Linked DNA regions of Homo sapiens: region 1 is linked to region 2. The links are chromatin contacts, found by POLR2A ChIA-PET in ENCODE. All regions are on one chromosome and are shown on one strand. The core of a region is the stretch at or near the end of the contact, and the rest is flanking DNA. Distances in the headings are between cores, read along the strand shown. Region 1 holds the start of BAHCC1 (BAH domain and coiled-coil containing 1). Region 2 holds the start of ENGASE (endo-beta-N-acetylglucosaminidase).

What was found. ChIA-PET counts read pairs that join two places held with the same protein, here RNA polymerase II (POLR2A).
Region 1: POLR2A ChIA-PET joins it to region 2 with 24 read pairs in OCI-LY7. The contact joins the promoter of BAHCC1 here to the promoter of ENGASE in region 2. POLR2A ChIA-PET finds 5 or more read pairs at or near these places in 2 of 52 experiments (OCI-LY7 and activated naive CD4-positive, alpha-beta T cell).

What each region holds. Positions count from the first base shown.
Region 1 is chr17:81,391,887-81,396,856 of GRCh38, forward strand. It overlaps BAHCC1 (BAH domain and coiled-coil containing 1), which reads left to right and starts at 3,571. Exons shown (of 28, transcript NM_001377448.1): 1 at 3,571-3,749. RefSeq lists enhancers at 1,668-2,225, 4,309-4,917, 4,918-4,970 and a silencer at 2,014-2,283.
Region 2 is chr17:79,072,962-79,077,999 of GRCh38, forward strand. It overlaps ENGASE (endo-beta-N-acetylglucosaminidase), which reads left to right and starts at 1,863. Exons shown (of 14, transcript NM_001042573.3): 1 at 1,863-2,129; 2 at 4,469-4,536; 3 at 4,702-4,903. The coding sequence starts at 1,984. RefSeq lists a silencer at 1,725-2,264.

The DNA.
Region 1 (4,970 bases), core at 2,321-4,820, 2.3 Mb after region 2:
ACACTGACCTCGGGTCTATTATCCCCTCTCCTTTCCTCCCCCTCTGTCCCCTCGCTGGCCCTCTCCCCAGTGGAAGGCAAGTCTGCAGATCCCCACACCATGTTCCTCTGAAATTAAAAACATTTGTTAGCTCTGGACAGCAGGAAGAGTAAAAAAGGAAAGTAGGGAGGTTTCCTCTGAGCAGATCGCCAGCCTGAGCTCCCGGCGGCCCAAGTCTTCCAGGGGAACTCGGGAGCTTATTTTGGTATTGCGGGAGCTGCCCAGCGGCCAGGCGCCTGTGCTGGGCAGCTGCCAGCCCCTCTCCACCGCGTCCAGCAGACCCGTCTGCAGTTATTTGCTGTAACAACTGTTTTGAAACAGTATTGAAAAAAAAAAAGCCCACTAGAATTTGCTTCAAGTGAACACTGGGGGAGGAGGAGGCAGAAGTGGGGAGGAAGGAGGAGGGCAGGGAGCTTCCGCACTGCCCTGGAAGGCGCACTCGACGCCTCGGGGCCTTTGCCCACGCGAGCAGCCTCTTTCGGGGACACGAAGGGACCAGCACTTGGGGGATTTGAAGCCAGTGCTCATCCTAGGAATCTGGTGAGGCTGAGCCAGAAGGGTCTAAACCAGCTTGAGGAGATAGGGGCCACGCACCCGCGAGCTACCCTCTGCCCTCCCATGTCCCTGGCAGTGGGCATTTCTCAAATGGTGATTGATGACTGGGGATGGGGGTGGGCAAGCCGAGGGCCCATCATTCAGGCTCCAGGACCCTCGAACAATCTGCCCACGGGGGAGGGGAGGCTGGTTTAGGGGCTCTGAGGGGCCTTTCCAGCGGCTGTCCTTCCAACACACTCTAGAGGAGACCAGGACTCCCAGGGGCTTGGGGCCTCCCGTTCCCCCACAGGGCGGTTAGAGGTGGAGCACCTGCCCTGATGCGAGGAGCTCAGAGCAACTTCTGGGACACCACGGGTGGCCACGGTGTTCTTTTTGTTGCATCCAAGATTTTTCTCGTATACGTATTTTCCTATATTAAAAAATTCAAATGAGGCTTTAAAAATTAACTTGAAAAAGGTTCCTGATCCGGAAACAGGCTCATCGGAGGCAGTGATGGGAACTCGGTTCCTTAGGAGAGTAGGAAATGCGCCGTCTGCGAGGGGCGCCCTGCGTGGACCCGGGGCCTCGGGGCGCGTCCACTTACCCGAGCCAGGAGAGACTGGGCCCCACGGTGTTAGCCCCGCGCTCGGGCTCGCGCGCCGCTTCCAGCTCGCGCCTCCTCCATCCCCGGAGGGCTCCGCGGGTCCCCGGCGACGGGTCCCTGCCCAGGGTCCGGGAACCTTCCCCTCCCCTCCTTTCTCAAGCGCCATTTCTCCGGAGCCGGGCCGGCCGTCCTCGGTGTACGCGGGAAGCGGGCAGCCTCCGCCTGCACCCGCGGGGCCGGGACCCGGAGGCACCCGCTTCCCCGACACACTCGCTGGGGCCGCTGCTCGCTGCTCCAGCCTCCCGAGGCCACGGCAAGAGCCCGGGGGTCGGCGCCACACACCCCCAGCCGGCGACCGCGCCCAGGGACCTAATTCAATCGCCCCCAGCCTAATGAATAGCCGCGCGCTAATCGGATCTCCGCGCGCTTCGGGGATTTACGCTTCCCGGCTCTCCCCCTCGTGCCCCGCGGCCCGCCAGACGTCGCTTCCGAAGGCGCCGGCCTGGGGCCTGGCCAGGGGCTCGGCCGCGGGGGGTCCCGGCCGCCGGAGCCGGGAGACGCCGGAGACGGGAGCCGGGCCCGCGCGACCGCCACTCCCGAGCCAGCCGGGGTGGGCCCCGCGCCTTGTCCTGCGTCCCCGGCCCGGCCCGCGGAGCGCCGGTGCTTACCTGCGAGCCCCGGGCTCTCCGGAGCTCCCCTCCGGGCCGAGCCGCCCGAAGCGGGCGCCGGCGTAGGCCCCGACTCAGGCAGGCGGGAAATCCCGGAGTCCCCGCCCGCGGCCCGCAGCCCCCCACCCCAGGTCGGCGTGGCCTGCGGGGGGGAAGGCCGGCCGGGGCCGGCCGCCCGCTTCCCCTTTCTCTCCAGATTCCTTTGATCCGCGGGCTCTCCGCCGCACCTCGGCTCCCGGGCTGCCCCGGTCGGCCCGCGGGGATCCTGGAAACGGTCCCCAGCTTATCTCCTTTCATCAAGCGGCCTTGGGCCGCCTTGAAACCGCGGAGCCAGTAATTGCTTTTTTCAGGAGGCCCAGTGCGGACTGGACAACAGCCAATCAGCGCCTTGTTTACACTCGGTGATGGACAGTCCACTGGCGGAGTGCCAACCAATCCCAGCGGTCCCGCGGGAGCGGGAGTGGGGGCGGGGAAACAGAGAGACAACAGGCTTTGAGTTTAACTCTTTCGTGTCCCTGCCGGAATGAGACGGTGGAGAATTTCGAATGCGTGTGAATCTGTCAGTTGGCTCCTAGTTTAAATATCCTTTTTTCCCCCAGAGGGGGAGGCAGAGATTCACATGGAGAAAGAGGAGCAAAAATAAATGTATCCATCGCCACTAAGACATCACCTCGACTCCCTGAGAATAAATAGCATTTGGGTGGGAAACCAAATTCTAACAGAAATATTTGTTTGCGGAATATTTTAGAAGTGGTTTGCATCTGATTACGATAAAAATTGTTCAGTGGCTTGCTTTAGTTGGAGTGAGGATTTAGCAGATAGGCAGACAGGGAGCAGCATTGAGAAATACTATACATGGTTTACCACACCATACCCGCTTCCCCCATTACCAAACTGAAAATATTTTCTAAATCTAGGTGTAGATGAAGAAAGGGCAATCCTTGTCTTCTCAATAAATCCCTGATTTTCATTTTAGTAGCTGCTCTGTTGCAAAGTGTGGCAGAGGGAGATAAAATTGAGAGCCAGTAATGTAGACGGCTGGAGACTCAGAACTCACTTCCCAGGGTCTGATCCCCAGGTCATGGGGAGGAGAGAGCCGGACGGGCTATTCAAAGCTTTTGCTGCCCAAGCAGCGGGCGTGCGTGCGTGCATCCGCGAGCTCGGGTCCGGGCAGGCAGCAGCTTCAGAGCGGTAGATGGGCCAGGCAACCTGGGGAGGCCTCTGGGCTTGGAGGTCTGGCCTACCTGCCACCTGCCAGACAGATTCCAGGGAGAAAAAGCAGCTACTTTTAAGGGGTGGTGGTGTTTCTTCCCTTGGCCTTCTGTGCGGCAGAAGCCAAACGTTAGACCTGCTGGATTAAACATATATGTGTGTGTGTGTGTCTGTGTCTGTGTCTACGCCTCCCCCTCCGCCGGGACACGCGCACTCGCTCGCTCCAGCTCCCTCTCCCGCCCTGCGCCACCACATTCCCATTCAGCAGCAATGATCTGCGCAGAGGAGCTGCGCAGTCGCCGGGCTTGAATTAGGCGCCATCGGGCTTGGTAGTAGCCCCGCTGCTTCCTGATTGGCAGTTCCCTGGCCCGGCGCCAGCCTATTGGGAGGCCTGTTTACGCCGAATGAGTGGCACGAGCTCCCGGCCGTGGAGGGCTGCGCGGCCAATCAGCGCGCTGGCTGTTCCGGGCTGAGTGGCACGAGCTTATTAGTATGCAGGGCCCGTGGCTCGCCGCGCCAGGCTGCAGGTTTGAGAGCCGCTCTGGATGGGCTCGCTAGAGTCGTTGTTGTGGAAGCGGTGCATTTACAGTGCAACAGTCAGCACATTGAAAATACCAATAGGAATACAAAACAAAGTCACATTTACTGATTTAATTGTATTGCATTCAGTTGTATCCAGGAAACAGCCTCCAGTAAGTAACTGAAATTGCTTTCATTTTTTTTTTGTTTTTGTATTTTTATTATTATTTTATTTTTTATTCTGGCTTTGGGGTTTTACATTTTTTTTAGCAAAAGAAATTCAGGATTGTGATGTTAAGAAGTATATATCTTCCCTTTTAACAAAATCCGTTAAAATGTTGAGGCTTTTTTTTTTCTTAAAAAATATGGACTATGAGCGATTTTTTTTTCTCTGAAAAATCTTATCGATCGGTTTAAAATTACCCCCGTAATGCATCCTTGCTTTGCTCTGAGCGCTTGTTGTCTCGATCGACACCCAGCATTAAAAACAAATACTCGAAGACAGGACAGGGACCGCCAGGCTGCGTCTGGCGCGAGCCGCGCGGGTGGCACCGGGCGGACAGTAGGCGAAGTCCGGGCGCCGCCAGCGTGCGCCCAGTTCTGGGTGACCCACGAACGAACCCCAACATTCGCTCCCCTACCCTGCTCCCCTCCCCGGAACAGTCCTGGGTTGGCCCTGCCCGGTCGGTCCGCGGCGAGGGGAACTGGCCGGGTCGTGGTACCCACGGCCGCTGCCCTGAGGGGCCTTCCGGGCCGAAGCTAGGGGCCGGGGAGGGGAATGGTCATGGCGAGTTTTTCGGGTCTTCGTTCCCAATTCAGAATTTTTTTTTTCCGGAGAAGTGGGGGTGGAGGAGGGGGACCGAGCAAGGCCGGCGCAGCGGGGCGTTTTCACCGCGCGCGTTCGGGACGGCGCGCGGGGCTCGGGTCACGGCCCGTGTGGCGGGGTCCGCGGGCTGGTTTTCTTCGGGCGCGGGGGTCAGGCGCGACCCCAGTTCTCATGACTCTCCCAGGGAGCGGGTGCGGCTGTTTCGCAGGGAGCGGGTTCTGCGGCGACGGCCGAGCCACTCGCGCCCCAAGGCGCGCCTGGTCCCAGCCCGGCCTGCAGGCCCCACCGCGCCCGCGCTCCCGGAGACGACGCCGGAGGGAGGCAGACGGGCCAGAGTCCTGGTCTCCGGCAGGCGGGCGAGGAGAGAGCGGGTTTTTAGATGCAAAAGCAGGAAACAAAGCAAACTTGTAGAAGCTCCAGATCCTGGAGCGCGCCAGCCACGCCTGGGGCCGCGGCAAGAGGGACCGGCGGCTCCAGGGTCACGCCCTGCCTTCCCGGGAGGGAGCCCTGTGCTCCTAGGTTCAGTTCCTTCCGAAATGCCCTCGTCAGCGATTCTCCGCCCGCCCGG
Region 2 (5,038 bases), core at 613-3,112:
TAGACAGCATCCTAGTTCAGTTTGAATTTTAGATAAATATGCAATAACTTTTTAATATAAGCTTGTCCTATGTCCCAGGCATCATTTATTTGGAATTCAAATTTAACTGATTGCTCTGTATGTTATCTGAAAACACCAGAAGGTTAGGGTTTTAGAGGGCCCACTCAGGCCTCAAACGGATCCAGAGCCCCAGTATGAGCCAATGTGAGCTCAAGGCAGACAGGGCCCCTCCAGGCTTGGCCTGACATCCAGAGAGACCACGAGCCACAGGGGCTAACAAGAGGCCACAAGGCCTAAGTCCTTTCTGTCCTCAGGGGCGTGCAAGGCTGCCTTCACTTTCTTGCTCTTCTAGACCAGGTGCCTACTCTTTGGAAAGGAGAGAAGAAAAGGGAGGTTTGGGCATATTTTCTCCCAGAGACTGAGCATTACCCAAAGGCTGTTCAAAGTATCCCTTAGAACTGTGTTCTAACCTGGGTAGGATGAAAGTTTATCTATTTTTATTGCTAAGCTGCAGGTGAGGGCTTGGGAACACCTGGTTACATGCACCCCAGATCAAGACTGTCCACGTCCGGTGCACCCCTGAACACAGCAGGAGGGAACTTGGGGATCCACTGCCCTCGCTCACTGTAAGCTTCCCAGGACTGAAGCCCCAAAGAGGAGCCCTCTGCCTTCTCTGTCCTCCCCATGGGTCAGCGTGTCCTGCTTCTGAGTGGCCCGTCCTTCCTGCCTAACTGGCTGGCCTGCACCATGGCCCATATTCAACAACCTTAGTCATAGTTCCCACCATTGGCGTTTATGGAAGCTTGGAGCCTCATAAAGTTCAAAGTCTGCAACAATAATAAAGGCCCAGTCAACTTGGCTTGGGCGGCAGCTGCAGCCCAGCACTGGAAGCTCCTAGCTGTGGAGGGGCGTTGGGGCCTGGAGGGAGGAGAGCCTTGGTTTGCCCTGTGGGGCCCAGCCTTGAGTTCTGGCTTCTCAGGGCTCTGTTCTATCATGTTTCCTGTGAACTCCTTTTGTGCCTAAGACGCTGGGCAGTGCCACTCTTGCAGAGGTGCCACTCCAGGCCCTGCACGCTTAGGGGTAGAGCAACTACTACTGTTGGGCACAGGCGTGGGGCTGTAGAAAGAAATCCGTGTTTCACTGGAAAACTATGCATCCTACATAGGACACCAGCTTCCACATGGCCCGATACTAACCTACTAACCTTTCATCTTTTTTTTTTTTTTTTTGAGACGGAGTCTCCCTCTGTCGCCCAGGCTGGAGTGCAATGGCACCGTCTCGGCTCATTGCAGCCTCTGCCTCCCGGGTTCCAGCGATTCTCCAGTCTCAGCCTCTCAGGTAGCTGGGATTACAGGCATGCACCACCACGCCCGGCTAATTTTTGTATTTTAAGTAGAGACGGGGTTTCACCATGTTGGCCAGGGTAGTCTCGAACTCCTGACTTCAGGTGATCCGCCCGCCTCGGCCTCCCAAAGTGCTGGAATCGCAGACGTGAGTCACCGCGCCCGGTCTGAAAATTATCTTTTAATAGGGGTTAGCTGCATGAGTTAAAATCTCATTGCCACCATTTGCTGACTTTGTGCCCTCTGGGAGATTGCTTAATCTCTCTGGGATAAACCTCGGTTTGCTTGACAAAGGAAGCTGGTGAGGCTAAAGAGAGAACTCTAAGATTGGGGCGTTCCGAAGCCTTCTAGAGCCTTCTAGCACCCTGGACTCATAGCCAATGATGGGCAACAACAAGAACGACGACGAACCCTGGGCTCGGAACTCGCCCAGGCCCCGCCCCTCACAGCCCCGCCCCGTCCTCGGCCCCGCCCCCGGCCTGTCGCCTCAACAAAGTCCCCGCCGCGCGGCCGCTGGCCGGGAGTCAGCTCGGAGTCCCGTCCCAGCGCGGCGTCAGCGCTGCGCACTTCCCATTGGCCGAGCGCGGCGCGGGGGCGGGCCCGGGCCTGCGATTGCCTCTCGGCGTGCGCGGACAGTGTCATGGAGGCCGCGGCGGTGACGGTCACCCGGTCGGCTACACGGCGGCGGCGGCGGCAGCTGCAGGGGCTGGCGGCCCCGGAGGCGGGGACGCAGGAGGAGCAGGAGGATCAGGAGCCGCGGCCGCGGCGGCGGCGGCCGGGAAGGAGGTGGGGCTGCGGGGCCCGCGTGAACCCCGATCCGCGGGGCTGAGAGTCCGTGGCCCCGGGGCCCGAGGTTTCCCGGCACGGGCGCGCCGAGGGGCGGGGGGCCGGCGCCTGTGTCCGCTCCGTGCACAGTAAGGGACAGAGGGTGGCAGCGCCCCTCCGCCCCGGTCCGCCCCGCCGTCCTCGCGCCACTGCCGGGCAGCGGCCTCCGGCCCCCGTGCGTGACCCCTGCCTATCTCAGAAATACGGGTGCAAACCCGAGTGGCCGCGGGGCCCAGCGGGAATCCCGACGCCCCGGCCAGACCCCTGCTTCCCACGTCGCTGGTCTATGCGGAAGATCCCGGCGGCGGTGCTCATGCCTGGCTCAGTGGATGCCGGCTGGTGGAAGGGGTGGCCTTCTGTAGGGGTGACACTAGAACTGAGTCTTTGGGGAGGAGGAAGCCTTCAGTAGGTGGAGAATAGGGAGTAGGGTATCCAACTGGCGGGGAACAGAAAGGGCCAAAGCACAGAGACAGAAAGGGACGAACATGCCCCTCTGGGCTGGGCTTCCTTCCTTTGGGGGGCACTTGCCCACCCGGTAAACTCCCCCTCAGTAGGTTGCAGGGGGAGAAGTTAGGAGCACAGACATGGCTTCCGGAAACAGCAGCCGTAGCTTTGTTTCTAAACCCAAAGCAGTGAGACTGCTGAGCATTTCAGACCTCATGAAGATGGGATGAAGGCTGGCTGCTGGGAAAGATATTTTTGGACAGGAGGAATGTGGAGATGGCTCTTTCCCTCCTAGTGGAGGAATGACAGGTGACAAAGGTGACCTGGTGTGGGATTGTTCTGAGAAGGTCTGGGAGGGGGTGGCTGAAGTATAATAAGGACATCAACGAGGAAGGGGGCTTTGGAAAAGGAAGGTGGAGAGGAACAACTGCGGCATCTCTGCTTGAATCCGTCCCCGACCCCTGCAGTTCTCAGGGTCTCCCAATGTCATTCTGGAGGCCCTGGGTCAGTGTTTGGTGATGGCAGATGCTACAGAGGACTCTTTGCAACAGGCCTCTGAATGGCAGTGGAGTGATGGCAGATGACAACTCAGTGAACAAAGAAGTGGCCTTGGGCGTTGGTAGATTTAGGGAATCTCAACGTTGGTGCCATGGCCTCTAAATAGCCACTGCGGTGTCTTCTTACTGCTCCTAAAATAATAATGATTTTTTAGGCCAGGCATGGTGGCTTATGCCTGTAATCTCAGCACTTGGGAGGCTGAGGCGTGTGATCACCTGAGTTCGGGAGTTTGAGACCAGCCTGGCCAACATGGTGAAACTCAGTCTCTACTAAAAGTACAAAATTAGTCAGGCGTGGTGGCAGATGCCTGTAATCCCAGCTACTTGGGAGGCTGAGGCAGGAGACTCACTTGAACCCAGGAACTGGAGGTTGCAGTGAGCTGAGATTTCACCACCTTACTCCAGCCTGGGCGACAGAGCGAGACTCTGTCTCAATTAATCAATCAATTTTTAAAAGAAAGTGGTTTGAGATGTATTTAGGAGCTTTCCATGTTAATGTACCGAAGGAACGAAGGAACTCTTTCTCCCTGTAACATACATCCATGAACAGCGCGGAAGGCACTTAGGGAAGTGTGGCCTATAGAGGAAGCCTGGTCTCTGCTCTCTTAGGACCTGAAACTTTCTGGTGCTTTGGGTATTTGGATATTGCCCCTTGGCCATAGAAAATCCTGGGGACCCTGTGAAGTATTTATGTCTGGTCTTTGTGGTATTGGGGTGGCTGCTTTAGAGGGTAAGGTTTATTCTATTTATTTATTTTTTTGAGATGGAGTCTCGTTCTGTTGCCCAAGTTGGAGTGTAGTGGCACAGTCCCGGCTCACTGCAACCTTCGCCTCCCAGGTTCAAGTGATTCTCCCTGCCTCAGCCTCCCAAGGTGCTGGGATTACAGGCGTGTGCCACCATGCCCAGCTAATTTTTGTATTAGTAGAGATGGGGTTTTGCCATGTTGGCCAGGCTGGTCTTTAACTCCTGACCTCAGGTGATTCGCCTGCCTTGGCTTCCCAAAGTGTTGGGATTACAGGCGTGAACCACTGCGTCTGGCCTAGGGTAAGGTTTATTCTTAGGAGTAATCATTGGTACGTGTGTCCATGTGGAAGCCAAGCCCTGGTTGCTAATATAGGTAAAACCTTAGGATTATCACAGGGCACTTCCTTGCTTTATACAATGTTTCTATAGTTAATATTAAACAACATAAGGCAGAGAATATCTCTCTGTGTTTAGATGAAACTGGTCCATTTGCTTCTAAGTGTTCTTACCTATTTATGTTTTTATTTATAAATGTACAACTCCCTCTTTGCTTAGCATCAAAGATGAAGAAGAAGAGACAGTCTTTCGAGAGGTGGTCAGTTTTTCCCCGGACCCCCTGCCAGGTGAGGAGACAGAGGCTCTGAATACCGATCCACCTTCACACCTGGGGCTTTGGGGCAGGTCAGCCCCTGCCCCCTCTCATGTTCCTTCTCTGTTATTGTTAAAATGTTTCGATTAATCCTATAATAGTTTCCATTAATTGCTCAATGTTTCTGTCCTCGGACCAGTTAGATATTATGACAAGGACACCACCAAACCAATCAGCTTTTACTTGTCTTCGCTGGAGGAGCTCTTGGCGTGGAAGCCCCGCTTGGAGGATGGCTTTAATGTGGCCCTGGAGCCCCTGGCGTGTCGCCAGCCCCCTCTGAGCAGCCAGAGGCCCCGGACTTTGTTGTGTCATGACATGATGGGCGGGTACCTGGATGACAGGTGAGGACCTGGCCTTACATTGATGTTGCTTACATTGTTCTCCTTTGCTGGGGTGGGGGCTGGAGGGGCGGGAGAGAGTGCCATGTGTAGAAAGAGCACTGGGCGGGGAGTCAGGAGACGGGCATTGGAGGGATG